Regions from separate parts of the Homo sapiens genome. Here region 1 is linked to region 2. Evidence: chromatin contacts called from ENCODE Hi-C or POLR2A ChIA-PET data. All regions are on one chromosome and are shown on one strand. Each heading gives the region's core, a stretch centred on a gene start or an enhancer-like site at or near the end of the contact. The rest is flanking DNA. Distances are from core to core; before and after follow the strand shown.

What was found. Hi-C counts contacts between places; a loop is a spot of excess contacts on that map. ChIA-PET counts read pairs that join two places held with the same protein, here RNA polymerase II (POLR2A). Pooled maps may share reads with other maps.
Region 1: a loop to region 2 is called in a map of cardiac septum, with 2.8 times the contacts of the local background. The contact joins the promoter of LINC02020 here to the enhancer-like site in region 2. A Hi-C loop is called at or near these places in 1 of 168 maps with a recorded cell type or tissue (cardiac septum) and 3 of 50 pooled maps. POLR2A ChIA-PET finds 5 or more read pairs at or near these places in 1 of 52 experiments (activated CD4-positive, alpha-beta T cell).

The regions. Positions count from the first base shown.
Region 1 is chr3:186,438,392-186,442,045 of GRCh38, reverse strand. It overlaps LINC02020 (long intergenic non-protein coding RNA 2020), which reads right to left and starts at 1,701. Exons shown (of 4, transcript NR_151710.1): 1 at 1,598-1,701; 2 at 925-1,064; 3 at 1-201.
Region 2 is chr3:186,381,905-186,385,420 of GRCh38, reverse strand. No RefSeq gene overlaps it. Among named protein-coding and RNA genes, the nearest start is that of DGKG, 21 kb to the right of the region's middle. RefSeq lists an enhancer at 2,504-3,005. Within about 2 kb of position 1,965, at least 4 of the 41 ENCODE cell types and tissues checked have a DNase peak (open chromatin) inside an H3K27ac peak, as active enhancers do.

The sequences.
Region 1 (3,654 bases), core at 452-2,951, 57 kb before region 2:
AGTACCTCATTAAAACTGGTAGTCGAGATCAGAACTATGAATTCTGATTATCCCAAACTGAGAAACAAAGTCTTTTAACAATATAATTTTAGGCTAGATGCGGTGGTTCACGCCTGTAATCCCAGCATTTTGGGGAGGCCAAAGTGGGAGGATGGCTTGAGCCCAGGAGTTCCAGAACAGGGCTATAGTGAGAGCCCATCTCTACAAAAAAATTTTAAAAATTAGCTGAGTGTGGTGGCATGTGCCTGTAGTCCCAGCTACTCCAAAGGCTGAGGCAGGAGGATCACTTGAGCTCAGGAGTTCAAGGCTGCAGTGGACCATGATTTTGTATGTATATATATATATATGATTTTATATACAGCATTCTCTGTGTTAAGTGTTACTAAATTTAAAATGCGGAAATACAACCAGTAAAAAACCAACATTAAGAACTTTCTACTGTTTCAACACTGGCAATTTGCTTTCCACAAGACATTGCCACATTAAATTAATGTTGCTGCTTTTATTTTGATCAGTGTTGTAGTTTGTTTGTATTTAATCTAGAAAGTTTATTTGAACTTTATAACTGAACAAAAACCACAGCCATATACTTTTTACTTGTACTGTGATATTATAATAAAAATAATTTAAGTCTACACTGGTAATCTGTGAGAATTATTGGCCCTCTAGAATGAGTGCACATAGGACGCTGATGATGTAGAGAAAGAGAAGGTTGCTAATGGCAAGAATGAGAACGGCATGGTGGTTGGTAGGCATTTTGCGGGCCAGAATGCTCCCTGACAGTGTCCCAAGGGTTTTTCTGTTTCACTGATAGCAAATATTAGACAGATGGGAAGGGCCCCTGCAGATTCAAAGGTACAGCTCACAGTCAGCAATGCTCTTGGGAGGAGTTGGAGACAGGCAAGCAAAGGCAGCCACTGTTACCAGGAGAAGCCAAGTGGGGTGGTATTCCAGGGGCTTGAGAGCAGCGACCAATGTGTGGTGTTGTCCCTCTTATAGGTGGATGACTCAGATCCAGCAGGCCGATCCTTCACCAAGAGCCAGGGCAAGAATTCAAGCAGAACCTGCATATCATATGACTATATTTAACAGTTCTAAATCACAAAGAGTTGAACAACATGCTTTCTATTCTCCTTCCTTGACAAATATATCTTCATAATGATTAGATAGAAAAATACGAGTAAAGTTCAAAGTTTCTAATTGACTGAAAGCTGGCAAAACGTCAACGATGACTGAACATAATTATTATCGCATATACTGGGAATTCTGTTGATGGGCCTGTGGTGTTTGGATGAATAATCAATGAAGATATTAATAATTCATAAATTATATGCTTTTTAAATAACATTTACTTTTTCCTTTATCCTGGCAAAATCAGTAACTATGTCATTGTACTCAAGATTTTCATGTAATTTGTGTTCTAGGGAAAGTAATGATCTAAAGCTGCATTTGTAATATGATATACCATGTAACATATGATATGATATATAAATATGATATGATATAGGATACAATATAATAGCCATAAAATAAATGTGGCTGTTTTAATTTAAATTATAGAAAATTTAAAATTCAGTTCCCCAGTTGTACCAGTCACCTTTCAGACACTCAGTAGTCACAAGTGGCTAGTGGTTACCATATTGGATAGTGTGGATATAGAGCATTTTCATCATTGCTTAAAGTTCTACAGTCATGCACCAAATAATGATGCTTCAGCCAATGGCAGACCACATATACAATGGTGGTCCCATCGGATTCTAATAGAGCTGAAAAATTCCTATTACCTAGTGATAGTGTAGCCATGGTAACATCATAGTGTAATGCATTACTTACATGTATGTGGTTATGCTGGGGTAAACAAATTGACTGCTCTGCCAGTTGTATAATAAAAGTATAGCACATCCAGTTATGTATAGTACATAATACTTGATAATAAATGACTATGGTACTGGTTTATGTATCTACTATACTTTTTGCTGTTATTTTAGTGTACTCTTTCTACTTATGAAAAAAAAGCTAGCTGGAAAACATCCTCAGACAGGTCCTCCAGGAAGGATTCGAGAAGAAGGCATTGTTATCAGAGGAAATGAAGCTCCACGCTTGTTATTGCCCCTGAAGACCTTCCAGTGGGACAGGAGGGGAGGCGGAAGACAGTGATCCTGATGATTCTGACCCCGTGTAGGCCTAGGCTAATGTGTGTATTTGTGTCTTCGTTTTTAACAAAAAAGTTTAAGAAGTAAAAATTAAAAATTTCAAAAATAGAGAAAAGCTTATAAAGTAAGGATATAAAGAAATAAAATATTTTTGTTCCGCTCTACAATGTTTGTGTTTTAAGCCAAGTGTCATTACTAAATAGTCAAAACGTTTTAAAAAAATTTAAAAGTTTATAAAGTAAAAGAGAGTAAGGTAAGGTTAATTTGTTACTGAAGAAATAAAAGTATTTTAAAATAAATTTAGTGTCTTCTAATGGACAGTATTTATAAAGCATAGAGTAGAATACAGTAATGTCCTAGACCTTCACACTCACTCACCACTCACTCACTGACTCACCCAGAGATATTTCCAAGCCTGCAAGTTCAATTCATGGTAAGTGCCTTCTACAGGTGGACTTAAAAACAATCTTTTATGTTGTATATCTACTGCAGCATTTCTGCATTTAGGTATGTTTAGATACACAAATATCATTGCGTTACATTGCCTACATTGTTCAGTACAATAACATGCTGTGCAGGTTGGCAGCCTAGGAGCAATACGCTATACCATATTGCCCAGGTGTGCAGTAGACTACACTCAAGGTTTATGTAAGTACACTCCATAATGTTTGTGCAATGATGGAATTGCCTCACAATGCATTTCTTAGGACATATCTGTCACAAAGCGACATATAACTGTATTAAGTTGCACTGATCTAAAGTATTAAAAATTAAGATATAATTGCATTGAAATTATACCAAATTGAGTATACTTAATAAAAATATAATTGCGGTAAATATGAAAGATAAAAAACTAAAATTATTTTTATATATATTTTCCATAAGTTTTTCTAAAATTTTCAAAATGATTGTTTAGTGATACAATCTAAATGATAGTGAATGAATACCAGTGTTTTAATAAAATATTTAAATAAAGCTGAAAAACCTTTTATTTAATTTTTAAGTTTTAATTAAATATTATTAATTTTTATACAATTAAAACTATTTGCAATTTTCATGTTCAATGTCCATCTAGTTGCCAATGTAAAGAATCATTATCAAACTTCCATAAATACACACACACATTTAAAAGTGATGTGAAATGTTTAATATTGCAAAATGTTCCCCAGGCATCTTGTGCAATTGTTTTGAATAGTGCACTAATTTGTGAGAATCTTTGAAACCATGAATTGGCACACAAAAAGAAGAAAGAAAATGGATATTTAGCACTACTGGAAATCGATACTTCATTATACAAAATGCTGAAACAGAGAGATTTCACAAGTTAATCAACGTGTCTTTTCTCTTATATGGGCACTTCTGTCATTAAAAATGTTCCCCACATATCTTTTGATAAGACTCAGTGGTAGCAGCAGCACAGCCCACACACCTTCCCATCATCTGAACACGGTGTCCTTTTGTCCCATCATCTGAACACTGTGTCCTTTGTTTCAAGAACATA
Region 2 (3,516 bases), core at 716-3,215:
AGGCTTTGGGGACTCCAACTCGCAAGAAATCTTAGAGAGTGAGACACGCTTTCTTCCCCAAGATCACCCCTACCCCCATTTCCACCTTTATCCTTTCCTCCTCCTCTAGTATTTCCTCCCTCTCCATCTCTAACCACCATTACCACCCTTGCACCTCCTCCTTCATCTCTACCTTCATCTCCAACCACCATTATCACCACTACCTTCATCATTGGCCACCATCACCTCCTCTGCCAACATTGCTTCCACCACTGGCCTTACTACTTACACTGCCACCATCATTGCCACCTCTACCTCCACTACCACCCCCCATTGTCCTCCCTTACCACCATCACTGCCAGTTCTACCACTATAACCACCAACACCATCATGGCCACTCTCCCCTCATTGTTGTAATTATTGTCATTCTCATCTCCATCATCACCTCCACCTCCATCATGACCATCATCACTGCCACCATCACTACTGTTACCAATCCCACACCACCTTCATCATGACCACTGCCACCACATAATTCTGGGTGTTTGATGTGTAAGTCTGTGCTTTGTGGGGGTCAAATCTCGCTTGTTTCTTTCTTTTTTTTTTTTTTTTTTTTTGATTTTTTGAGACAGAGTTTCTCTCTTGTTGCCCAGGCTGGAGTGCAATGGCGCGATCTCAGCTCACTGCAACCTCCGCCTCCTAGTTCAAGCAATTCTCCTGCCTCAGCCTACCCACTAGCTGAGATTACTGGTACCTGCCACCATGCCCAGCTAATTTTTTGTATTTTTGGTAGAGACGGGGTTTCACCATGTTAGCCAGGCTGGTCTCGAACTCTTGACCTCAGGTGATCTGCCCGCCTCGGCCTCCCAAAGTGCTGGGATTACAGGCATGACGCGCCGCGCCCGGCCACTTGTTACTATTTCTTATAAAAATTCCTCCCTTTATAAAAGTCCTTTACAATCTATAAATCTCCAAGCACAAACTAGCAAACTGTTTATTTTAGGTACTGTAACTTTAATTCATGAATTGGGAATTTGAATTAAATGACCCACACATTTTCCTCCTGCTCCAGAATTTTTGGCCTTTCCATGAGAATTTCTGACAGACTTAGATTAAGACTCTGTAGAAGGGGATAAGGCACAATGACCCCCTCTGCACAAGCAAGCACCTCCAACTCACAACATTCAGCATTGACTTATAACCCAGCAATGTGTCCCAGGAATCCTGGCTTGTGGCAAAACTTGGGGGATGCATGACATGCAGGAACAGTCATCATGGAGAATTAGAGAAAACTGGTGTTAAAGCCTTTCAGGCTACTTACTTTGCTGAATTATCTTAGGCAAGCCACTTTTATCCCTCTCAGCCTCAGTTCTCTACCTGTAAATGGGGACAGTTTTGCCCGCTTTCTAGTATTCCTGAGAGGATTAAAAGAAAAGACAATATGTGAAAATACGTGATGCAAGTCTTGGAACACAAGGGGTGTTGGTTCCTTCCCTCTTCTCTCCCACTGCTCTGAGACCCTGCAGCCTTCAGCTGCTGGGGGAACACCATTCTCGATCTAATCCTCTGAGACAGTGGGCTTCCTGTTCTCAGTTCTATCTGAAATGGCTCTAAAGAAAGAACACAGTGATCCTGTAAAATGTCACTGAATCAGAAGCTCTGCAGCTTTGCCAACAATCTGGGGGAGAGGACTCCAGAGCGGCTTCAGGGAGAGTGAGAGGACACAGTCCTGGGACTGGATTCTGGGATGGGGATGGATCCCAGGACTTTCGTTTTTTTCTGCTTCTCTGGTATGGGAATGTACATACCACACCCACAGGCCGATCTCATTGTTGGACAGAGGACAGGGGCAAGCAGGGAATGGGATCAGAACCCCCAGAAGCTCAGAACGGTGCCTCTGAGCCTCGATTGGTTCATGACCCACATTCGAATGACGCTGCCCGGGCAGTGGCTTCCGCACAGCTCTCAGCCTCAGAGCATACAGATGAGCGGACTGGCAGACTCCCTGCTGCCCATCCACTCAGTTCACTCAGCAGGTTTTCTCACTCTGCTTCTCTCCCAGTCTCTATGTGAGGGTCTCTCCAGCCTTTAGCCCACGCGTCTCTCCCTCCCGGTGGCCTCAGCAAGGCTGGCAGGGTCTCTCAGTGGGAACTGGCAGGCCACAGGGCCACAGAAGTACAGGCTGGGGTTAAGGAGCCATTTAGAGACAATGACTTCATGACAATGGCCTCCCCTCTAGCCTAGCTGTTAGCACTGTCCTCGAAAGCCCAGAATCAGCTCCCAGAATTACGGTAAGGAAACCAGCCGGGTCTGCTTGTGAGGAGCCTTCCTATTTCCTTTTTAGCACAAAAGACCCCACAAAGGGAATAAATTATGACCAAACCCTGGGGTTCATGTGTTGGAATCCACTGGAGGTGGAAACATCACTGATACACTGAGCCCTGGATATGATCCCTGTTCTACTGCTTACTAACTAGATGACTTTGGGCATGTTACTTATTCTCTTTCTTCATGCCTTGCTATCTTTATCTGTAAGATGGGAATAAATAATGACACCTGTTTAACAGGGTTGTCGTGAATTTAAATGAGACTTACTTCCTGGCACGTGAAGATTTTCCAGTGTTCTACAAATGTTAGCTAATGCTTTTCTTACTACAACTACCTCCACCACAGCAACAATCACTGTCATTATCAGCAAAGCTTGTTAGAAGAGCTAACCCCACACCCCAAAGTTAGAATCACCCTTAGCTACCATTTCATTAGCACCTACTGTGTAAACACTGCTGGGTGCCTTTGTTGACATTAACTCTTCTAAGCCTCAAAATTAGCCTGTGTAGTGGGCCGTATAATTTCCCAACCTGAGATGAGAAACCTCAGTGATAATAGAGGTTTTCCTAAGGTCCCAAGGAAAATGAGGATAAGGAAGAGGATTTGATATACTCTTGATCTGAGCATTTCTCTAGTTATTTATGCCTTGTTTCATTCCCAAAGAGGAGTTGAGGGCATGTACAAGTCATCGGTGTGCCAAGCAGCGGTGTGCCCTAGAAAGTACAAAAGCACCAAAACTGAGGACAGCTGGGTCGAAATCCCAGCTCTATCACTTACTAGCCAAGTGCCTTGAGTATGTAAATAAAACCTCTGTAAGTTTCAGTTTCTGTTACCCATGGATTAGCTATGCAAACTGAAAGGTACTCACTATTATGCCCATTTTTCTGATAAGTGACTTAATATTCAGAGATATTGAAACTTTACAAAGTTTACAAAGCTATTAGGTAAGTAAAGCATAGACCTGGATACTGGCCCCAGGTTGATCTGATTTCAAATTCCAAAGTTCTTCCTATGATTCTGGGCTATCTGAATGGTGCCCTTCCCAAGTACAGAGCTGGAGTTTCACGTAGTATAATGCTTCCTATTACATTGTGGTACTGTTGGTTTTCTAGTGGCATTACCCTTAAAGGGAAAAACAAAACAGGTCAATAGACATTCTGACTCCTCCCTTTGCTATTGTCCCTCCCAAATGACTCAATTCCTTTATTC